Regions from separate parts of the Homo sapiens genome. Here region 2 is linked to region 1. A link is an interaction called in ENCODE POLR2A ChIA-PET data of the cell type or tissue named here. Cell type or tissue: IMR-90. All regions are shown on one strand. Links, peaks and the distances in the headings refer to the core of each region. The heading gives the core; the rest is flanking DNA.

Region 1 (8,000 bases), core at 1-8,000:
TGCGTGCCTGTAATCTCAGCTACATGGGAGACTGAGGCAGGAGAATCGCTTGAACCCAGTAGGCAGAGGTTGCAGTGAGTCAAGATTATGCCACTGCACACCAGCCTGGGTGACGGCAAGACTCCATCTCAAAAAAAAAAAAAAAAAAAGAGGGAAAGCTTTCTGATCAAGGTAAGACACATCCCTAAAACTCTTCAATAGGTTATTTGAAGCCTCCTTCCCAGGGCCTGCTGGCTGCATCCCCTCTGGGCCTCCAATAAAGCTCCCTTCAAATCCAGTGCCTCAAGCCCCACCCTTTGTCCCACCTCTGACTTGCCCTGGGGAGACCCGCATAAGCCCCTCCCACATCCTCTCAGCCTTCCCACTCTCTACACTTTGCCTGGGATGCTCACAGGATCTGCCCACGGCTTTCTTAAGCCCCATCCATAGGTCACAAGCCCCACCCACATCCCTCAGGCCCCAGCTTCTACCTGCAGCTACAGGGCTCAAACCTACCTTCAGCCCACCTCCATTGCTAATAAAGCCCCGCCCCTCCTGTCAAGCCTCCTCCACCCACAGCCCTTCAAGCCCCACCCACAGTCCTTCAAGCCCCACCCACAGCCCTTCAAGCCCCACCCACAGCCCTTCAAGTCCTACCCACAGCCCTTCAAATCCCACCCACAGCCCTCTCACCCCACCCCCAGGTGAAGAGTATGGCGCTGCACCTGCTGCTTGGCCAGCGACTAGACACACCCCGCAAGCTGCGCTTCCCCGGACGCTTCCTGGACGACATCACTGCCTTGGTGGGCTCTGTGGGCCTGGAGGTCATCACCCGTGTCCACAAGGTGAGAGATGCAGGGTCTCAATGTGGGAAGAAACCTGAGGGAGGACATAGAGCCAGCCAGGTGGGGGCGCCAATCCTGCCCAGTGTCTCCTGGCCGTAAGACCAGGAATCCACTTTGCTGGGTGGATCCGTTCATTCATTGTCTGTTTCTTAAGTGCCTGTAACGTGCACAGCCCTGTGCTGGGTGTAGCAATATAACAATAAACAAAACAGACCCAAATCCTTACCCTTGTGTAGCTTTTAAGGGGAGACTTGAAGAAAGTAAGGGATCATTCCATGCAATGTCTGGGGAAAGAGCATTCCAGGCAGGGGGAATAGCAGGTGCAAAGGCCCTGAGGCAAGACCATGCTTGGGCTAACAGTAGAGCAGTAAGGATGGCTAGATTGTAGTGAATGAGGAAGGAAATGAGGGTTGGTGGGAGCGGGGAAGTGACAAGGCAGATCCATTAACCCTTAGCACAGTCAGAGTATACAGCAAGTGCTCAATAAATGGATGTTGATGTTCTGAGACCCTGACAGTGGACTTGTTCAGGCCCTGGATTACCAATTCCAATGCCCTCAGGGGCTAGGCAGGCAATACTAATCATAATAGTAATAATATGGAGCATTTATTGAGCACTTACTGTATATCTAAGCATTTTATGTGGATCGTATCATTTTTTTGTTGTTGTTTTTTTTCTGAGACAGAGTTTCACTCTTGTTGTCCAGGCTGGAGTGCGATGGCGCAATCTTGGCTCACCACAACCTCCGCCTCCCAGGTTCAAGCGATTCTCCTGCCTCAGCCTCCCAAGTAGCTGGGATTACAGGCATGCACTACCACGCCCAGCTAATTTTGTATTTTCAGTAGAGACAGTGTTTCTCCATGTTGGCCTGGCTGGTCTGGAACTCCTAACCTCAGGTGATCTGCCCGCCTTGCCCTCCCAAAGTGCTGGGATTACAGGCGTGAGCCACCGCGCCCGGCCTTGGATCGTATCATTAAATTCTCACAACAACCCATGAAGTTAGTATTATTGTTATCTCCATTTTACTGATGGGGAAACTGAGGCATCGAATGAGTGGTAGCTTAACCTTGTACCACACGACTGAGAAGGGGCAGAATGAGGCTTTTGAATCTGAGCCACCAGCTCCAGACCCCTCACTGTCAATACCAGTTTCAGCTGGGAAAGTGGGGCTTATGGTGGAGCAGAGGGCAGATGTCCCACCTAACAGGGGTGACCATCACTCAATCCAGCCAACAGAAACCCTGCAGGAATGTGGCTCAGCTATGTCCAGATTGGCTGTTTTTGTTTTTGTTTGGAGATAGGGTCTTGCTGTGTTGCCCAGGCTGGAGCGCAGTGGTGCGATCATAGTTCACGGCAGCCTTGACCTCCTGGGCTCAAGGGATCCTCTCTCCTCAGCCTCCCAAGTAGCTGTGACCAGAGGCACAAGCCAACATACTTGGCAATTTTTTTTTTTTTTTTTTTTTTTTTTAGTAGAGTCAGGGTCTCACTATGTTGCCCAGACTGGTCTCCAACTCCTGAGCTCAAGGGCTTCTCCCACTTTGGCTTCCCAAAGTGCCGGGATTACAAGCGTGAACCATGCCTGGCCAGATTGACTGGGGTTTTTTTGTGTGTGGTTTTGTTTTTGTTTTTTTATTTGTTTTTGTTTGAGACACGGTCTTGCTCTGTTGTCCAGACTAGAGTGTGGTGGTGTGATCATGGCTCACTGTAGCCTCAAACTCCTGGGCTAAAGCAATCCTCCCACCTCAGCCTCCAGAGTAGCTGGGGCTACAGGTGCGTGCTACCATACCCACCTATTTTTGTGTGTGTGTGTGTGTGTAGAGATGGGGTCTTCCTATGTTCCCATGCCAGGAGATGGCCTGGTGTCTAAGGAGAAATGGGACCTCTGGATTTGCTGGGAACTTTCCAGATTTTTGAAATGGCGTTCTGGCCCAGGCCAACCCTTACACAATCACATGTGACCTCCAAGCTGGTCTCAAAGGTTCTGGCCTTGTCTCACTGGAGCCTTCCCAAAGACTGACATTCCCAGGGGCTGATCCAGATGGTGAGGAAACTACCCCAAGAAAGAGATCCAGAGAAGAACAATGCCTGTGATAATCCACTTTTTTTTTTGAGATGGAGTCTTGCTCTGTCCCCGAGGCTGGAGTGCAATGGCACGATCTCGGCTCACCGCAACCTCCGCCTCCCAGGTTCAAGCAATTCTCCTGCCTCAGCCTCCTGAGTAGCTGGGACTACAGGGGTGCGCCACCATGCCCGGCTAATTTTTTTTTTTTTTTGAGACGGAGTCTCATTCTGTCGCCCAGGCGGGAGTGCAGTGGCGCAATCTCAGCTCACTGCAACCTCCTCCTCCTGGGTTCAAGCGATTCTCCTGGCTCAGCCTCCCAAGTAGCTGGGACTATAGGCGCCCACCACCACCCCTGGCTAATTTTTTGTATTTTTAGTAGAGATGGGGTTTCACCATATTGGCCAGGCTGATCTCAAACTCCTGACCCTGTGATCCACCCACCTCAGCCTCCTAAAGTGCTAGGATTACAGGCAGGAGCCACCATGCCTGGCCGGGTTGCAGGGATTTGAGGGCCACTGAGGCTAACTTGTGAGGCCTCAGAGTGGCTCAAGAGAGTATGAGGGCAGAACGAATACCAGCTGGGCCTCAGGGCCACATCAGCCACCTCACTGTTCCCCGGACTTGCTAGGCACATCCTGCCTCAGGGCCTTTGCACTGACTGTTCCCTTAACCCAGGATGCCATTCTCCCCATGGCTCTTTGGTATCCTTCAGTATCTCTGAAAATGTCACCCCCGTCTGTTAAGGTTGGTGACAAGTAATTATAGGCTGGGCATGGTGGCTCACGCCTGTAATCCCAACACTTTAGGAGGCCGAGGAGGGCGGATCACCTGAGGTCAGGAGTTTGAGACCAGCCTTACCAACATGGTGAAACCCTGTCTCTACTAAAAACACAGAAGTTAGCCAGGTGTGGTGGTGCGCACCTGTAATCCCAGCTACTCAGAAGGCTGAGGCAGGAGAATCGCTTGAACCCAGGAGGCAGAGGTTGCAGTGAGCCGAGATCGCGCCATTGCACTATAGCCTGGGCGACAGAGCAAGACTCCGTCTCAAAAAAAAAAAAAAGAAAGAAAGAAAGAAAGAAAGAAAAGTAATTACAGTTTTTGCCATTGAAAGTAATTGCAAAACTGCAATTACTTTTGCACCAATTTAATATTGTCTTTGAAGCACATAGAACTATCTGAAATTCTTGTTTATTTTGTGTCTCCCTGCCCCCGCCCCACACACACACACTGGATTGAGTTGGACCCGCAGCAGGGATGGCATCTGCCTCATTCACAGGGATTGGCACAGAGTAGATGCTCAGTAAAGCTCACATTAAATGGTGCTGAGAGGCCGGGTGCGGTATCTCACGCCTGTAATCCCAGCACTTTGGGAAGCCAAGGGAAGCAGATCACCTGAGGTCAGGAGTTCGAGACCAGCCTGACCAATATGGCAAAACCCCATCTCTACTAAAAATAAAAAAATTAGCTAGGCGTGGTGGTGGGTGTCTGTAATCCAAGCTACTGGGGAAGCTGAGGCAGAAGAATCGCTTGAACCTGGGAGACAGAAGTTGCAGTGAGCCGAGATTGTGCCACTGTACTCCAGCCTTAGTGACAGAGCAAGACTCCATCTCAAAAAATAAATTAATTAATTAAAATTAAAATAAAAATAAATGATGGTAAGAGTCGATCAGTTAGGGCAGAGGCTAATTCGCTTCAACACAGTCACAAGTGATTTAAATAACCATAGCTTATTTCTGAGTATTAAGTAGGTTGTAGAGGCATCACTGTGTGGGCCTGGCCCTGGCAGTTCCCCGGCACCCACCTGCTTCTGCCATATAAGTGGCCACCTCACTTTCCCCTCAAATCCCATTGGCCAGAATTGGTCATGTGGTTCAACTGGAAGGGAGGCTGGGAAATATAGTCTCTCCCCAGCTCTGAACTCTGGACAGAGAGAGCGAGAGGATCTTGCAGGGAGTTAGCCCATATCTGCCTTGGTGTCTTAAGGAGCATGGGAGGGGAAGGCAGCCTGAGGAGGACAACCAGGAAGTCCCAGAGTCACCACAGCCCACAGACAAAGGCTTTGGGGCAGTGATACAGCTCCTAGGGGTGGCAGATGATCTTGGTGAGAGCCAAGCCCCTGTCGGGGCTGAGGTTTGGGTGTGTGGGTTGACAGGCACCTGTGTCCCCAGGATGTGGAGCTGGCCGAGCACCTCAACGCCAGCCTGGCTTTCTTCCTCAGTGACCTTCTGTCCCTGGTGGACCGGGGCTTTGTCTTCAGCCTGGTCCGGGCCCACTACAAGCAGGTAGGAGTGGGCGTGGGCAGGGTGGGCATGGCATGGATGGAAGGCGGAGCAATGTTGACATCACTGATGGCCACCCCTCTCCTGCAGGTGGCCACGCGGCTCCAGTCGTCCCCTAATCCAGCAGCCCTGCTGACCCTGCGCATGGAATTCACCCGCATCCTGTGCAGCCACGAGCACTACGTGACCCTCAACCTCCCCTGCTGCCCCCTGTCACCTCCAGCCTCGCCCTCCCCCTCTGTGTCCTCCACCACCTCCCAGGTGGGCTGCCTTCACTTCTGCCTCCTCTCTTTGACCTACAACCTCTCACCTTCAGTCCATCTCCTATGGTTCCCTCATCTCTGTCCCTTTCACGGTGGACCACTGCCTAGGTGAACTAATCCCTTATGTTTGACTTTTGACTTCTGACCCTTCACCTCTCTTGCCATTCTCAGCAATTTCCCAGAAGGACTAACCTCTGATTTCTCTCCCCTAAATCCTAACTCCCAGCCCAGTGTTCCATCTGCTATTTCTCAGTCCTCTGACTTTTGACTCCGTGCCCTGTTACATCACAGATGGGTTAACGTCAGCCCCTCACTTCTGGCCTTGAAACCCATGCCCACTGTCACCTCCAGATGACTTAACATCAGTCTTTCATCTGTGGCTATTGGCACCATGATTTCTGTCACCTCCAAGATGGCTTTAATGGTGACCTGCCACCTCTGACCCTTGACCGCTGGCATCCCCCATTTTTCCCCCACTCTGCAGAGCTCCACCTTCTCCAGCCAAGCCCCGGACCCCAAGGTGACCAGCATGTTCGAACTGAGTGGACCATTCCGGCAGCAGCACTTCCTAGCTGGGCTCCTGCTGACGGAGCTGGCACTGGCCCTCGAACCTGAGGCTGAAGGGTGAGCAGAGCTCCTGTCTAGCCCCAGGACAGGTGGGACAGTCCAGGAGCCATGTCCACCCTGTCCTGAGCACCTCATTACCCCATAGGGCATTCCTGTTGCACAAGAAGGCCATCAGTGCTGTGCACAGCCTGCTATGTGGCCATGACACTGACCCCCGCTACGCCGAGGCCACTGTGAAGGCTCGTGTGGCCGAGCTGTACCTGCCACTGCTATCGATTGCACGGGATACCTTGCCACGGCTGCATGACTTTGCTGGTCAGTGGGCCAGGGGAAGATGGGGTCACATGATCCAGGGACTTGGTCACAGAAGGCACAGGATAGTAAAGGTGGGAGAACACAGTCACTGGTATGAGTATAGACATTAGGATTAGCAGAGCAGGTTAAAGTGCTAGGACAGACTACTTAAGTCATAACATCTCTGAGCCTCAGGTTTCTCCCCTGTAATGGAGACAGTAACAACACCAACTACTTCATAAGGTTATGTGAAAATGTGGGGGGCTGTAGTACTGAGATATTGTCAGCCTACAATAGATGGGAGATATTATTGTACCATTTATTATTTTCTAAGAAGAGCAAAAAGTAGGGAACATCCAAGTGAGAAAATGATTGGAGTACATTCATTCACTCATTTTCAACAAACATTTATAGGCATTGTTGAGGGGGGTGGTATAACAGTGGTTGGAAGTACAAAATTGGGATTTGTGGGTGGATGCCTTTCATCAGTTTGGGGAAATTCTTAGCCATTCTCACTTGAATTTTTTTCTGCCTCATTTTCACTCTTCACTCCTGGGACTCCAATTACACATATATTAGGCCTTTTGATCACATCTGTTATGTCCTGTTCTGTTTTTTCCATTCTTTCCTCTCTGTAATCCAACTGGGAAGTTTTTTGTTCACTTGTCTATGAGTTCACCACTTATGTCTTCTGTTGTGCCCAGTGTCCTGTTGACCCCATCCGTTGAGTTCTTAATTTCAGATATTAGGCCGGGCGCAGTGGCTCATGCCTGTAATCCCAGCACTGCAGGAGGCTGAGGCAGGCAGATCACGAGGTCAGGAGATCGAGACCATCCTGGCTAACATGGTGAAACCCCGTCTCTACTAAAAATACAAAAAATTAGCTGGGCATGGTGGTGGGTGCCTGTAGTCCCAGCTACTCGGGAGGCTGAGGCAGGAGAATGGCATGAACACGGGAGGCGGAGCTTGCAGTGAGCTGAGATCGCACCACTGCACTCCAGCCTGGGCGACAGAGCGAGACTCCGTCTCAAAAAAAAAAAAAAAAAAAATTCAGATATTATATATTTTTTTCCAGTGTAAAATATCCATGTGATTTTTTTGTAGATCCCAATTCCCTGTTGAAATTCTCCATCTTTTGTCTCATTTTTGCTCATCTTTTCTTCTAACTTTAAAAGTTTCTGTTTGCTGACTTCCAGATTTGATCATCCATGTGTCTGCTTCTGTTGTCTCTTTTTCTCTCTTATCCACCACATTTTCCTGCCTCATCCCTTGCCTTGTAGTTTTTTATTATATTCTGGACATTGTATAAAAAAGAACCATAGGGATGAAGCAATGTCATCTTTGCCCAGTGAGAAGTGTCCTTTCCCTCTCTTAGGCAGATAGGATAACAGGCTGATCACCTCAGTCCAATCAGGAATTGAGCTAGGCTGGACTGGGCTAGAGCTTTATTTACACTCAGTCTACCTTTTGTTTCAGGAGACTCTAGGGCAAGATCTGCTATATATTTGTTGACAACTCCTCCCTCTGTTGAGACTTTTTAGGGGAGAGAATGGGGGTTACCTTTTTAAGAGCATAGACTTGGGAACCAGACTGTTGAGGATAAAATTGTAGCTTTTGGGCTGGGCACATGTGGTTCATACCTGTAATCCCAGCACTTTGGGAGGCCGAGGCAGGTGGATCACCTGAGGTCAGGAGATCGAGACCAGCCTGG
Region 2 (16,108 bases), core at 3,380-11,379, 310 kb before region 1:
TTTTAGTAGAGACGGGGTTTTGCCATGTTAGCCAGGCTGGTCTCGAACTCCTGACCTCAGTTGATCTGCCCACCTCGGCCTTGCAAAGTGCTGGGATTACAGGCGTGAGCCACCGTGCCCAGCTGACACTGTTATTATTAATACAAGTACTTTGCTTTACAGGTGGGGAAACTGAGGCACGGGGGCTTGGAATCACTTTTTCAGCGTCACACAGCAGGCCAGGGGCAGAGGAGAATTTGAGACCATGCTCCATGAACCTCAACTATGAGGCTAAGGTGGGGTTTCTCAACCTCCACACTGTTGACAGCTGAGGCTGGATAATTCTTCATGGTTGGGGGGCTGCCTTGGGCATTCATTGTAAGACTTCAAGCAGCATGCCTGGCCTCTACCTGCTACATGCCAGTAGCACTCTCTTAGTCCTAATAAACAGAAATGTTGAGGCACTGCGGCAGGACCCTGTAGTCCCAGCTACTAAGGAGGCTGAGGTGGGAGGATCCCTTGAGCCCAGGAGTTTGAGAACCATCTGGCCAAGATAGCAAGACCATGGTCTCTAAAAAAGAAAAATTAAAAGAAGAAATGTCTACACACATTGCCAATGTCCCATGATTGGGGTCGGGGTGGAAGCAGATCACCCCTGTTTGCCAACCACTGAGCTAAGGCAATGTGCTAGTTGATGGCATGTCATGATATGTTGAACATACACGAAAATACATAAAATACGAGGCCAAGGCGGGAGGATCGCTTGAGCCCTGGAGTTCGAGACCCGAGACCAGCTTAGGCAACATAGCGAGACCCCGTCTCTATTTAAAAAAAAAAAAAAGAAAAAATAGAAAGTACATAAAATGAGCTAACAATTAGCACCTGCTACGTACTAAGAGCTTTGAGCCTGTTAACTCATTCCTCACGACAGCCTTATGAGGTGGGTCTATACGAGGCACAGAGAGGTGACGCCGAATGGCCGGGTCACACAGCTCGAGGGTGGCAGGGGCGGGATTCGAACGCGCAGATTCCTGGATCCCTCCCAAACTGAGCGGCCCTCGGGGGCCGCAGTTCGCTACTGCGCATGTGAGGACCTGCAGCCGGCGCCCCCTGGCGGCCCGGGAGGGGCGGGGGCGGGACCTGGCGAGGTCCAGGCGGCGGTGACGTCACGCGATGACTCACTCGGCCCCGCCCCCCGGCCCGCGGCCTCTTGGCCATTTATAGAATCTGCACGGACTCTGAAGTCACGGCCCAGGCACGACGGGGGCGGGGTGGGGGAGCTCTTGGCGTGCCCCCCAACGGGGCAGCCCCGGGTACCCCCAGGGGGCAGCCCTTTCGGGGACTGCCTTGTCCCTCTGATTGTAGTAGGTCTGTGTCTCTGTATCTCCGTCTCTGGGTCGCTGAGCCTTTTTCTGTCTCTGCCTTTGTCTCTGTGTCTCTGTTTCTGTGCCTGGTCTTTGAGTCATTCTGTTTCTCTTCATGTCGCTGTCGCTGTATTGTCCGTCTCTCTTCGCGTCTCTGTCTGGTAGATGGGGGTAGAGGCATTAGAGGGGGCTGATCCCATATCGAGGCCCCAATCCCAGTAGACACCCGAGTGTCATCCCTTATTCGCTCCTTTCTGGCATTTTCCAGGCTCTAGCCCCTCTGTGCCTCAGTTTACCATCTAAATGAGAAGTGTAGGATCTTGTAAGAGGCACGGTTTCCCGAAGGGTCTAGGACAGTCATTGTAGGAAAGCCATGCCTCTCCTCAACTTCAGGGGACCCCCTAAAACCTTCCTGATGCTCAGAACCATTTAAAACTCACACTTGGCCGGGCGTGGTTTCTCACGCCTGTAATCCCAGCACTTTGAGAGGCCAAGGCGGGTGGATCACCTGAGGTCAGTAGTTCAAGACCAGCCTGACCAACATGGTGAAACCCCGTGTCTACTAAAAATACAAAATTAGCCGGGCATGGTGGTACATGCCTGTAATCCCAGCTACTCGGGAGGCTGAGGCAGGAGAATTGCTTGAACCCGGCATGTCAGGCAGAGGTTGCAGTGAGCCAAGATCACACCACTGCACTCCAGCCTGGGCCACGGGAGTGAGACTCTGACTCAAAAAATGTAAAAATAAAAATAAAACCCACACTCACACGTGTTTGTCTGTGTGTTTTGGGGAAAGTCAAAGCCCTGCTCTGCACCGGCCTATCTTGGCATCCTGCTCTGCAAGCTCCCTCCTCACGAAGCTTTCCTATCCAGAAATCTGGCAGAGGCTCTTGTTCCTAAAGGCTTCTGTTATGGGAACACTCACTCCATGCCAGCCACAATCTCTTTTAATCCTCACCATCACCTTCTGAGGGTAGAAACTCATAGGTCCATTTTATAGATGGGAAACTCAAGGTTCAGAGAAGCCAAGCCACCCTCCCAGGTAACACTGTTTGTACCTTTTCTTCCAAGTCCCTCCAGATGTGCTGTTTCTTCTTCTTCTTCTCCCTCTTCTTCTTCTTCTTCTTTCTTCTTTCTTCTTTCTTCTCCTTCTCCTTCTCCTTCTTTCTTCTTTCTTCTTTCTTTTCTTCCTCTTCCTCTTCCGCTGCTGCTGCTGCTCCTTCTCCTTCTCCTTCTTCTTCCTCTTCTTCTTCCTCTTCCTCTTTTTCTTCTTGTTCTCCTTCTTCTTCCTCTTCTTCTGCTGCTGCTTCTCCTCCTCCTCCTTCTTCTTCTTTCTTCTTTCTTCCTTCTCCTCCTCCTTCTCCTTCTTCCCCTTCTCCCTTCTCTCTTCTCCCTTCTCCTTATTTCTTCTTCTTCTTCTCCTTTTTTTTTTTTTTTTGAGTCAGAGTATCGCTCTGTCGCTCAGGTTGGAGTGGCATGATCTCGGTTCACTGCAACCTCCACCTCCTGGTTTCAAGCAATTCTGGAGCCTCAGCCTCCCAAGTAGCTGGGATTACAGGCACCCGCTACCACGCTGGGCTACAGATGTGTTTCTTGAGTCCCCAAACATGTTCCCACCTCAGGGTCTTTACAATAGCAGTTCCTGCCACCTGGAACACATTTCTGCAAGATGCCTGCATGGCCTCTCCCCAACTTCATTCAGTCTCTGCTCTAATATCACCTCTCAGAGAGGCCTTCCCTGACCACCTGCTGTAAAATAATAGCATCTCTCACCCCCAGACTGACTGTGAGTGGGTGGACAGGGAGGGAGCTGTTCACTTATAGTCTGGGTGCAGTGGCTCGTGTCTGTAATTCCAGCACTTTGGGAGGCCAAGATGGGCAGATTGTTTGAGGCCAGCAGTTCAAGACCAGCCTGGGAGACATGGCAGGGCCCTGCCTCTACAAAAAAAAAAAAAAGAGAGAGAGCTTTTTAAAAAAGTGCATTTTGGGAGGGCAAGGCAGGAGGATTGCTTGAGCCCAGGAGTTGGAGGCTACAGTGAGCTATGATCATGACACTGCTTATTTTTTTTTTTTTTTTTTTTTTTACAGAATCTCACTCTGTCACCCAGGCCGGAGTACAGTGGCATGATCTCAGCTCACTGCAACTTCCACCTCCCAGGTTCAAGCAATTATCCTGCCTCAGCCTCCTGAGTAGCTGGGATTACAGGTGCCCACCACCATACCGGGCTAATTTTTGTATTTTTAGTAGAGATGGGGTTTCACCATGTTGGCCAGACTGGTCTCGAACTACTGACCTCAGGTAATCTGCTTGCCTTGGCCTCCCAAAGTGCTGGGATTACAGGCATGAGCCACTGTGTCCAGCCATGCCATTGCATTTTAGTTTGGGTGAAAAATAAATAAATAAGAAAAGAAAAGAATGCTTGACGGCCGGGTGTGGTGGCTCACGCCTGTAATCCCAGCACTTTGGGAGGCCAAGGCAGGCGGATCACGAGGTCAGGAGATCGAGACCATCCTGGCCAACATGGTGAAACCCTGTCTCTACTAAAAATACAAAAAATTAGCCGGGCGTGGTGGCGGGCGCCTGTAGTCCCAGCTACTTGGGAGGCTGAGGCAGGAGAATGGCGTCAAGCTGTGGGGCAGAGCTTGCAGTGAGCTGAGATCGTGCCACTGCATTCCAGCCTGGGCGACAGAGCGAGACTCTGTCTCAAAAAAATAAATAAATAAATAAATAAATAAATAAATAAATAAAAGAATGCTTGACAACATGTAACGCAGAGGAGGCTGTGGGAACATTGTTGATGAGTGTGGGCAATTTGTTGATAGTTTCCCAAATGACAAATGTCCTTACCTTCTGAACAAGTATATCCTCTATTTTAGAATATTCCTCAGAAGTACAAGTGTAGGTGTGAAGAATGACATATGTACAGGAACATTTATTGCAGTGGCCTTGTCATAATAAATCACTATAAATCCCATCAACCTGGGACAAGGGAGATAGACAAAGTTGAAGTTAAAACATATAGCATGTTGTTTCAACTAAATGAAGACACTGTAGCGCTGTGGTTAAGAGTGGGGACTCCAGCTGGGTGCAGTGACTCACGCCTGTAATCCCAACACTTTGGGAGGCTGAGGCGGGTGAATCACCTGAGGTCAGGAGTTCAAGACCACCCTGGCCAACATGGTAAAACCCCATCTCTACAAAAACTACAAAAATTAGCTGGGCGTAATGGTGGGAGCCTATAATCCCAGCTACATGGGAGGCTGAGGCAGGGGGTTTCACCATGTTGGTCAGGCTGGTCTTGAACTCCTGACCTTGTGATCTGTCTGCCTCGGCCTCCCAAAGTGCTGGGATTACAGGTGTGAGCCACCGCATCCGGCCCATTGCGTTTCTTTCTTTCTGTCTGTCTGTCTGTCTGTCTGTCTGTCTGTCTATCTATCTATCTATCTATCTATCTATCTATCTATCTTAGAGATGAGGTCTCACTATGATGCCCAGGCTGGACTTGAACTCCTGGGTTCAAGTGATCCTCCTGCCTCAGCCTCCTAAATAGCTAGAACTACAGTGCCACTGTGCCTGGCCCTCATTGCATTTAATTGTCATATCTCCATACATTCCTACAGTCTATAATAGTCCCTGGGTCTTTCAGGACCTTGACACTTTTGAAGAGTGCTGGTCAGTTATTTTGTAGACTGTCTTCGAGTTTGGTTTGTCTTGAATAAACTGAGGTGTTTGCATTACCAGGAAGAATACCAGAGAGGTGATGATGTATCCTTCTAAGTGTGTCATACCAAGGGCTTCATGATATCACCATGACTCATTGCTGGTGATATAAATGTTGGTCCCTTGGTTAAGGTGGTGTCTGCTAGGATCTTTCACTGTGAAGCTACTACTTTTTATAGGGTTCTTTCTGGGACTGTAATGTTAAAGATTCTGCACCAGGGCCTCACATATGGTGTTCTGTGTTAATACATACAGTACATAAAATATGTACATTCTTGGTTTTTTTGTTGTTGTTTGTCTGTTTGTTTTTTTGAGATGGAGTCTTGCTCTGTCGCCCAGGCTGGAGTGCAGTGGTGCAGTCTCGGCTCACTGCAAGCTCCGCCTCCCGGGTTCACACCATTCTCCTGCCTCAGCCTCCCGAGTAGCTGGGACTACAGGCGCCCACCACCACGCCTGGCTAATTTTTTGTATTTTTTTTAGTAGAGACTGGATTTCACCTTGTTAGGCTGGATGGTCTTGATCTCCTGACCTCGTGATCCACCCGCCTCGGCTTCCCAAAGTGGTGGGATTACAGGCGTGAGCCACCGCGCACGGCCTGTACCTACTTGTTTTTAAAAGACTACTGGCCTGGTGTGGTGGCACATGCCTATAATCCCAGCACTTTAGGAGGCCAAGATGGGTGGATCGCAGTACCCCAGGAGTTTGAGACAAGCCTTGGTAACATATTAAGATCCCATCTCTATTTTAAAATAATAATAATAGGCCGGGCATGGTGGCTCATGCCTGTAATCCCAGCATTTTGGGAGGCCGAGGCTGGCAGATCACGGGGTCAGGAGATCAGACCATCCTGGAGAACACAGTGAAACCCCGTCTCTACTAAAAATACAAAAAAATTAGCTGGGCATGGTGGCGGGCGCCTGCAGTCCCAGCAACTGGGGAGGCTGAGGCAGGAGAATGGCGTGAGCCCAGGAGGCGGAGTTTGCAGTGAGCCGAGATCGTGCCACTGCACTCCAGCCTGGGCGACAGAGCAAGACTCTGTCTCAAAAAATAAATAAATAAATAAATAATAATAATGACTGGGCACGGTGGCTAATGCCTGTAATTCTGACACTTTGGGAGGCTGAAGCGGGAGGACTGCTTGAGCCCAGGAGTTGGAGACCAGCCTAGGCAACATGGTGAAACTCCATCTCTACTAAAAATACAAAAATTAGCCGGGTATGGTGGCATGCGCCTGTAGTCCCAGCTACTCGGGAGGCTGAGGCAGGAGAATTGCTTGAATGTGGGAAGCGGAGGTTGCAATTAGCTGAGATTGCACCACTGCACTGCAACCTGGGCGACAGAGCCAGACTCCGTCTCCAAAAATAAAATAAAATAAAATAAAATAAAATATTAAAAGACTAGTTCTGGAAGGATAAATAAGAAAACAAAAGCCATGACCACCTCAAGAGAAGGACACCAATAACTCTGAAGGCCACAGCCAGGTCAGCGACCCCATCATCTTACCCACTCCCCAGCTAAGCAGAGCTGACTCTGCTTGCTTGTAGCTGCGGGAGCCTGGCAGAGGGCAGTAGCGCTCCCAGCCGCTGCCCACGTGCCTGTCAACTTGCCAGAGAGGAGTGCTCCAGCCAAGCAGCTGATTGGCTACAGGTTTTCTCAGATTGCCCAATCACAAGAGTTCTGATGAGGTGGATGTCCTGCGGCTGCGCAGAGTCCTTGAGGCATCCTAAGGGTAGGTTCTTGCATCCTAGTCTCCATGCCAGCTCACTGCGCCACAGAGGCTGAGGGACTGCAGAAATGGGCTTATGAGGGCAGATAGCCTTCCTTCCCGGGGGACACTGTTATTGCCAATAGCCCATTTTATGTGCTTATCCACCTTAGTTATTAACAGCCTAAATCTGGTGCTTTCTGGGGGAGACCAGGAGCCCCCATTACTCAATCTCACCTCGTTTTATCCCATTTCCTCCAAAGACTCCACTCCGACCACACAGAGTCTTTGCTGTTGTTCCCAGTGCCAAAAGCGTTCCCCAGATATCCAGATGGCTCACTCACTTCCTCCGGCCTTTACTCAAAGGACACCTCACTGAGGCCTTCCTATTTATTTATTTACTGAGACGGAGTCTCACTCTGTCGCCCAGGCTGGAGTGCAGTGGTGCTATATCGGCTCGCTGCAACCTCCACCTCCTGGGTTCAAGCAATTCTCGTGCCTCAGCCTCCCGAGTAGCTGGGATCACAGGAGCACGCCACCACGCCCCACTAATTTTTATTTATTTATTTATTTTTTGAGACAGAGTCTCGCTCTGTTGCTGAGGCTGGAGTGCAGTGGTGTTATCCTGGCTCACTGCAACCTCCGTCTCCCGGGTTCAAGCGATTCTCCTGCCTCAACCTCCCGAGAAGCTGGGATTACAGGCACCCACCACCATGCCCTGCTAACTTTGTATTTTTAGTAGAGACGGGGTTTCATCATGTTGGCCAGGCTGGTCTCGAACTCCTGACCTCAGGTGATCCGCAGGCCTCGGCCTCCCAAAGTGTTGGGATTACAGGCGTGAGCCACCGCGCCCTGCCCTATTTATTTATTATTACTATTTTTAGAAACAGGGTCTCACTCTGTTGCCCAGGCTGGAGTGCAGGGGTGCAATCATGGCTCGCTGTAGCCTCGACCTCCAGGGCTCAAGCGATCCTCCCGTTTCAGCCTCCCGAATAGCTGGGACTATGAGCATGCGCCATCATGCCCAGTTAATTTTTAAATTTTTTGTAGATAAGGGGGTCTCGCTATGTTGCCCAGGCTGGTCTCGAACTTCTGGCCTCCCAAAGTGCTGGGATTACAGGCATGAGCCACCGTACCGGCCCCCTTTCACTTTTTGTTTTTTTTTAATTCATTTTCTCATTTCAGCCGCTGGGGCCTGCGACTGGATTCATAGACTATGACTCCCAAGTCCAGCCTCCCGGGCCATTTCAAGGTTCCCAGGTCTGGAGTGCGTCTTGCCTCATTAGAGGCTGGGCCTGGCTCGTTATGAGGCGGGTCCCAGATCCTTCCGCCTTCCTATTGGCCCACCTCGCGTTGTGGGCGGGACCTATTACACCAGCTTTCTTGATTTGCTACCTCCCTGGAGCTCCCTGACCCGGACGCTCTCTGGGCCAATATGGCAGCGCCCAGCAACAAGACAGAGCTGGCCTGGAGTCCGCGGCTGGCCGCGTGAGTAGGTAGGTCGCGCGCGGGTAGGCGAACGCGAACTGCTGGGCTGCAGGCGGGCCCTTCAGGACCCGGCAGCGCGAGAGGGCAGCCCTGGAGGGACCCAGCTGCAGGGCCAGGGCGCCATGACCTTTCGTAGTGGGGGCGGGGACGCGCTGGGAAAGGCCGCCTGTCTTGTGCCAGCCGCCTCACGCCCCCAGTCTCCCATTTTGCAGATGACCTCGCGAGAGGTCACGCCGCAAGTCGGCAACCGGGCAGGATTTGGAATCCGCGTCTGCCTTTTTCCCCCAAGAGACCCAGAATCCTGGCAGCCGGTTTCAAAGCTGTTGTACGTACACCATACCTCGGGGTTCAGATTTATAGGTGTTTTTTTGAAATTGAGGCTTGTTTCCGTTCAGTTGTTACTCGTTAGGCATCTGTCATATACCAGGCACTGTCCTTGGTGCTGGAGACACAGCAATGAGGAAGATAGATAAAAATCTCTCATCTCCTGGGGGAACCAGACTTTGAACAAATTAGAAATAAACGAAACAGGTGATTTCAGATACTGATAAGTTACTAAAAATGCGTTAATGGTGTCGGGAATTTCGCTTGAGCCCAGGAGTTTCGAGACCAGCCTTGGCAACATAGCAAGACCCTGTTCTCTACAAAAAATTATCTGGGCGTAGTGGTGCACGCCTGTAGTCCTAGCTACTCGGGAAGCTGAGGTGGGAGGATTGCTTGAGCCCAGGAGGTTGAGGCTGTAGTGAGCCGTGATTGTGCCACTGCACCCCAGCCTGGGCAACAGAGCAGGACCCTGTCTCCGAAACAAAAATTAATAGGGTGATGAGGGCTTTTAGAATGTGGGGAATGGGAGATGGTCAAAGAAGACCTTTCATTGAAATGACCAGAGACAGCTGTGGGCAGATCTGGAGGAAGAAAGCTCTAGACAGAGAGAAAAGCAAGTACAAAGGTTCTGAGATGGGATAAACTTAGTTTCTTTCAGAAACAGTGTAGCTGAAGCTGCCAGTGGTAGGAGTTGAGTTTAGAGGGGTAGACCCTATCTGATTTTATTTATTTATTTTTATTTTTTAGAGACAGGATCTCACTTGTTCGTCAAGCCTGGAGTGCAGTGGTGCAGTGCACTCCATAGCTCACTGCAGCCTCAAACTCCATGGCTCAAGTGATTCTCCTGCCTCAGCTTTCCCAGTAGCTGGAACTACAGGTGCACACCACCAGGTCCAGCTAATTTTTTAAAATAATTTTTGTAAAGATCGTGTCCTGCTATGTTGTCCAGGCTGGTCTTGAACTCCTGGGCTCAAGCGATCCTCCCCACTTGGACTTCCAAAGCACTAGGATTATAGGCATGAGCCACTGCTCCCTGGCTATTTATTTATTTTTAGAGACAGGATCTCAGTATGTTGCCCAGGCTAGAGTGCAGTGGCTATTCACAAGTGCAGTCATGGTTCACTGCAACCTCTAACTACTGACCTTAAAGGATCCTCCAGCCTCAGTCTCCTGAGTACCTGAGATGACAGGCATTCACCACCATGCCTGGATAATTCTTAATTTTTTTGTAGAGATGGGGTCTCTCTATGTTGCCCAGGCTGGTCTTGAATCCCTGGGCTCAAGTGATCCTCCTACCTTGGTCTCCCAAAGTGTTGGGATTACAGGCATGAGCCAGTGTGCCCAGTCTCTGATTTTAAGTGTGATATGCCGTTAGCGATTTTAGGCAGAAATCACTAATTTTAGTTGATTTATTTATTTATTTAGCGATGGAATCTCGCTCTGTCGCCCAGACTGGGGTGCAGTGGCACAATCTTGGCTCATTGCAACCTCCACCTCCCAGGTTCAAGTGATTCTCCTGCCTCAGGCTCCCGAATAGCTGGGATTACAGGTGCCTGCCACCACACCTGGCTAATTTTTGTATTTTTAGTACAGACGGGCTTTCACCATCTCGGCCAGGCTGGTCTTGAACTGACCTTGTGATCCACCTGCTTCAGCCTCCCAAAGTGCTGGGATTACAGGCGTGAGCCACAGCGCCTGGCCTAATTTTAGTTTAAAAGCTCCCTCTGGCTGGGTGTGGTGGCTCACACCTGTAATCCTAGCACTTTGGGAGGCCAAGATGGGTGGATTGCTTGAACTCAGGAGTTCGAGACCACCCTGAGCAACATGATGAAACCCCATCTCTACTAAAATACAAAAAATTAGCTGGGTGTGGTGGCACACACCTGTAGTCCCAGCTACTCGGGAGGCTGAGGCATGAGAACCAACTTGAACTGGGGAGGCGGAGGTTGCAGTGAGCCGAGATGCGCCATTGCACTCCAGCCTGGGGAACAGAGTGAGACTCTGTCTCCAAAAAAAAAAAAAAAAAGCTCCCTCTGGCCATAGTGGGGAGAACTGACTGGAGGCAGGAAGGGCAAAAGTGGGAGGCTTGATAGGTATCCAAGTCATAGATTGAGGTGGTGGCTTCAGATAGAAAGAGATGCATTTGGGATGGATTTGGAAGTAGTCACCTAGACTAGTTGATGGATTGAATAGGAGAGTGAGGGACATAGTGGACTCAGAAATGTCTCCTAGGTTTGTAGCCTGAATGGCCAGTAGTAGTGGTGCGATTGGATAGGATGGAGAGGATCAAGTTTAAGCAAGGATATCAGTTTGGAGCAAATTATGTTTGAGATGGCTGGGTATATGCCAAAGTGGCAGTTAGGTATAAAGGCTGGGGCCCAGGGATTGAGGTGAACATTGGGGAGCCATCAGCACACAGATCACCACTTCTCAAACTTTAATGCTCACAGGAGATACCAGGGACTCGCTAAAATGCAGATTTGGGCCTGGCGCAGTGGCTCATGCCTGTAATCCCAGCACTTTGGGAGGCCAAGGCAGGTGGATCACAAGGTCAGGAGTTCAAGACCAGTCTGGACAAGATGGTGAAACCCTGTCTGTACTAAGAACGCAAAAATTAGCCAGGCATGGTGGCATGTGCCTGTAATCCCAGCTACTCGGGAGGCTGAGGCAGGATAATTGCTTGAACCCAGGATACGGAGGTTGCAGTGAGCCAAGATTGCACCACTGCACTCCAGCCTGGGCGACAGAGCAAGACTCCGCCTGGGAAAAAAAAAAATGCAGATTCCAGTTCAGTAGGTCTGGGATAGGGCCGAGATTTTGCTTTTTTTTTGAGATGGAGTTTCGCTCTTGTTGCCCAGGCTGGAGTGCAATGGTGTGCTCTTGGCTCACTACAAGCTCTGCCTCCCAGGTTCAAGCAATTCTCCTGCCTCAGCCTCCCAAGTAGCTGGAATTACAAGCATACACCACACCCGGCTAATTTTGTATTTTTTTTTTTTTTTTTTTGTTAGTAGAGACAGGGTTTCTCCATGTTGGTCAGGCTGGTCTCGAACTCCCGACCTCAGGTGATCAGCTGGCCTGGACCTCCCAACGTGCTGGGATTACACACGTGAGTCACCATGCCCGGCCAAATTTTGCTATTCTAATAAACTTCCAAATGTTGCTGACACTGCCAGTCCCTAGAACACACTTTAAGTAGCTGTAGTTTTTTTGTTTTTGTTTTTGTTTTTTTGTTTTGAGTCAGGGTCTTGCTGTGTTGCTCAGGCTGGAGTGTGTGGCATGAACTTGGTTTACTGTAGCTTGGACCTCCCAGGCTCATGTGATCCTCCCACCTCAGCCTCCCAAGGAATGAGAACACAGACAGGTGTATACTACCATGCCTGGTTAATTTTTAAATTTTTTTATAGAGACAGTGTCTGGCTATGTTGTCAGGGCTGGTATTGGACTCCTGGGCTCAACCAGTCCTCCCACCATGGCCTCCCAAAGTGCTAGGATTACAGGCATGAGCCACCGAGCCTGGCCCTGAAAATTTAAATTAAGGTCTTAATCCTAGGTGCATATGAAAGTCATTGCAGTGCTTTTTATGTTTATTTTTATTTATTTATTTTTTTTGAGATGAAGTTGCACTCTGTTGCCCAGGCTGGAGTGCAGTGGTGCAATCTCGGCTCACTGCAACCTCTGTCTCCCAGGTCCAAGTGATTCTCCTGCCTCAGCCTCCCTAGTAGCTGGGATTATAGGCGCCCGCCACCCTGTCCCGCTAATTTTTGTATTTTTAGTAGAGACGGGGTTTCACCATCTTGGCCAAGCTGGTCTTGAACTCCTGACCTTGTGATCCACCCGCCTTGGCTTCCCAAATTGCTGGGATTACAGGCATGAGCCACTGCGCCTGGCCAGAGTGCTTTTTATTTTTTATTTTTTTATTTTTGAGATAGGGTCTCACTCTGTCACCCAAGCCAGAGTGTGGTAGCACAATCATAGCTCATATAACCTTGAACTGCTGGGCTCAAGTGATCGTCCCACCTCAGCCTCCTGAGTAGCTGGGACTACAAATGAGTGCCACCACACCCAGCTGGTATTTTTTTTCTTTCTTTTTTTTTTTTCTTTTTGCTGTTCTTGATCTCCCGGGCTCAAGTGATCCTCCCACTCTGACTTCCCAAAGTGGATAAGAAGCATGAGCCGCTGTGCCCAGCCTTCAGTGGGGTGCTCTATTTATTTATTTATTTTTGAGACGGAGCCTTGCTGTGTCATCCAGACTGGAGTGCAGTGTGGCGCAATCTCGGCTGACTGTAAACTCCACCTCCTGGGTTCAAGCGATTCTCCTGCCTCAGCCTCCCGAGTAACTGGGACTACAGGCGCCTGCCACCACGCCCAGCTAATTTTTATACTTTTAGTAGAGATGGGGTTTCACAATGTTGGCCAGGATAGTCTCGATCTCTTGACCTCGTGATCTGCCCACCTCGGCCTCCCAAAGTGCTGGGATTACAGGCGTGAGCCACCCTGCCAGGCTACTTTTGACACCCCCAAAATCCAGCCAGGTGCAGTGGCTCACCTCTGTAATTCCAGCACTTTGGGAGGCCGAGGTGGGAGGATTGCTTGAGCCCAGGAGTTTGAGATCAGCCTGGAAAATAGAGGGAAACCCAGCCTCTATAAAAATTGTAAAAATTAGTTGAGTGTGGTGGCGCACACCTGTAATCCCAGCTACTCAGGAGGCAGTGGTGGGAGGATTGCTTGAGTTGGGAGGTCAAGTCTGCAGTGAGCCATGATCATACCACTGTACTCCAGCCTGGGCAACAGAGTGAGATCCTGTCTCAAAACAAAAAATCTTAACTACTAATAGCCCACTGTTGTCCAGAGGTCTCAGTGATTACATAACAGTCAATTAACTTATTTTTTTATGTGAGCCAAAGATTTATGTCTTCATTTCTTGCATTTGAAGTACTCTTGGATGACATCCTTGGCCTGAGACTCCTTGCCATAGTCCTTAACTACTACACAACTGCAACCAACCACTTTACAGGGTTTCCCTTCTCTCAATTTTACAGAGCGCTACCCATTCCCCTAGTTTCTTGTTGTCATCAACCTTAATTAAGTTGATTTGGTGCTCAGCACAAAGGGACTCCACCAGCTTGACATACATAGGCTTATCACAGTTGGATCAAGCACACAAAGATGGGCTTGGCGCTTGTCTAAGGCTTTGGCAGCTTCACAGATTCCACGTGCTAGGCCATCGTGGATGAGGGCGGTCTTCAGCACCTCTTGTAAAGCAGTATTAACATCCATTACACCTCCAGCAGCAATGCCTCCCTCGGCCATGGCAGTGGGTTATGGGTGAAGCTGAATCTTGAACATACCCAAGCCTCCGCCTCCGCGCAACTCGGCAGTGGCAGGGAAAGGGTGATTAACATATTTTTTAATGTTATATATATATATAATACTATAATCTTACAATAAGCTGAAGAAAAGAAAATGTTATTAAGAAAATCAGGAAAACACATTGAATTTACTATTCATTAGGTGGAAGTGGATCATCATAAAGGTCTTCATTCTCATCGTCTTCACATTGAGTAAGCTGAGGAGGAGGAGGAAGAGGAGGGGTTGGTCCTGCTGTCTTAGGGGTGGCAGAGGCAGAAGAGGTGGTGGAGGAGGTAGATGGAGAGGCAGGCACATTCAGCTGTAACTTTTTTTTCTTTCACTCTGTCACCCAGGCTGGAGTGCAGTGGTGGGATCTCAGCTCACTGCAAGCTCCGCCTCCCGGGTTCACACCATTCTCCTGCCTCAGCCTCCTGAGTAGCTGGGACTACAGGTGCCTGCCACCACGCCTGGCTATTTTTTTTGTATTTTTAGTAGAGATGGGGTTTCACCGTGTTAACCAGGATGGTCTCGATCTCCTGACCTCGTGATCCACCCGCCTCACCCTCCCAAAGTGCTGGGATTACAGGCGTGAGCCACCGTGCCCGACCTTTTTTCTTTTTACTAGCCCCTCAGTGTTTAAAGTTGTAACTTTTATTTAATTAAATTTAATTAATTAATTTTTTTGAGACAGAGTCTCACTCGGTCACCCAGGCTGGAGTGCAGTGGCGCGATCTCAGCTTACTGTAACATTGCCTCCCAGGTGCAAGCAATTCTCCCACCTCAGCCTCCTGAGTAGCTGGGATTACAGGCATGTACCACCATGACTGGCTAATTTTTTTTTTTTTTACCGGGGCGTTCCTGAGTTTACGTGGGGCACACCTGGGTGAGGGCCCTACCCCTAGAAGAAGGTGTTGGGCCTTTTGGTGGTGAAGCGTGGCTTGTGCTGATGGCGCAGGACCTGGTGGGGCAGCGGGAACTTGATCTTGGAGTCTTGGAACTGCTTGACGGCCAGCCGGTGGGACTTGCTGGCTGCTATCTCCTCCATCTTCATGATCTGGATGGAATGGGTCCAGGTGGGGTACCGGGCGCCCATGTCTCGGTAGCACTGGGTGACAGCGCCCGTGGTGGTCAGGTCCCAATATTCCTGGTACATGTTGTGGGTGCTGCTCTGGGAGTTTGTAGCGCAGCCAGATGCCGAAGTTCTTCACCCGCAGGCGGTACTTCTCGAATGCCTGCCCACAGTTGACAGTCTCCCCGAAGACTTCTTCATCTTCTTTAGCTGAGATACAAAGTACCAGAAGTGGGACTTGGCAACGACATGATCAGGTGCAAAGATTCGCATGTGGTAGAGGGGTGGTGTGTGGCATTTGGGAGTGAGCAGGCAGCAACCCACCACCTTGTACTCTTGTAGTGTGCCCGAGGCCTTCATGGCATCCTCTCCATGCTTGCCGCCACCGGCAAAAGGAGCCTGGCTAATTTTTGTATTTTTAGTAGAGATGGGGTTTTGCCACGTTGGTTGGTTGGTCTTGAACTCTTGACCTCAAGTGATTATCCTGCCTGGCCTCCCAAAGTGCTGGGATTACAGGCGTGAGCCACCACACCTGGTCTTATTCTTATTTTTCAGACAGAGTCTTCCTCTTTCGCCCAGGCTGGAGTGCAGTGGCACGATCTTGGCTCACTGCAGCTTCTGCCTCCTGGGTTCAAGTGATTCTCCTGCCTCCGCCTCCTGAGTAGCTGGGGACTGCAGGAGTGTGCCCCCAGCCTGGCTAATTTTTGTTTTTTTGTTTTTTTAGTAGAGATAGGGTCTCTCCCATGTTGGCCAGGCTGCTCTCGAACTCCTGGCCTCAGGTGATCTGCCTGCTTCGACCTCCCGAAGTGCTGTGATTACAGGCGTTAGCCACCACGTACAGCCATAACTTTTACTGAAAAAAAAAAAAAAAATCCACGTATAAATGGACTTATGCTGTTCAAGCCTTTGTTGATGAAGGGTCAACTGTACGTTGCCGATGGGAATGTGAAATGGTGCAGTCATCCCCAAAAACAGTCTGGCAGTTCCTAAAAATGTTAAACATGTAGTTACCATATGTCTCAGCAGTTTGACTCCTAAGTATATACCCAAGAGAAGTATAAACATGTGTTCACATAAAACTTCTACACGAATGTTCATGGCAGTAGTAG

The links. Peaks named below come from ENCODE experiments on the same cell type or tissue, not always from the same donor. Only the 100,000 strongest peaks of a DNase experiment are listed, where the experiment ranks them.
Region 2: POLR2A ChIA-PET joins it to region 1 with 13 read pairs; 3 of 35 experiments call an interaction of 5 or more read pairs at or near these places.

The regions. Positions count from the first base shown.
Region 1 is chr19:11,220,161-11,228,160 of GRCh38, reverse strand. DOCK6 (dedicator of cytokinesis 6) reads left to right here. Exons shown (of 48, transcript NM_020812.4): 24 at 684-824; 25 at 5,055-5,168; 26 at 5,256-5,426; 27 at 5,913-6,052; 28 at 6,141-6,310. DOCK6-AS1 (DOCK6 antisense RNA 1) reads right to left here. Exons shown (of 3, transcript NR_186345.1): 3 at 6,588-8,000. Among named protein-coding and RNA genes, the nearest start is that of ANGPTL8, 15 kb to the left of the region's middle. In IMR-90, for the core only: no CTCF peak of the experiment used is centred there; no DNase peak of the experiment used is centred there.
Region 2 is chr19:11,521,219-11,537,326 of GRCh38, reverse strand. It overlaps ECSIT (ECSIT signaling integrator), which reads left to right and starts at 8,193. Exons shown (of 8, transcript NM_016581.5): 1 at 8,193-8,265. It also overlaps the pseudogene RPL18AP13 and the pseudogene RPS12P32. RefSeq lists silencers at 929-1,298, 1,309-1,378. In IMR-90, for the core only: a CTCF peak has its summit at 6,637; DNase peaks (open chromatin) are centred at 4,406, 5,126, 6,696 and 8,096; H3K4me3 peaks cover 836 bases; H3K27ac peaks cover 1,141 bases.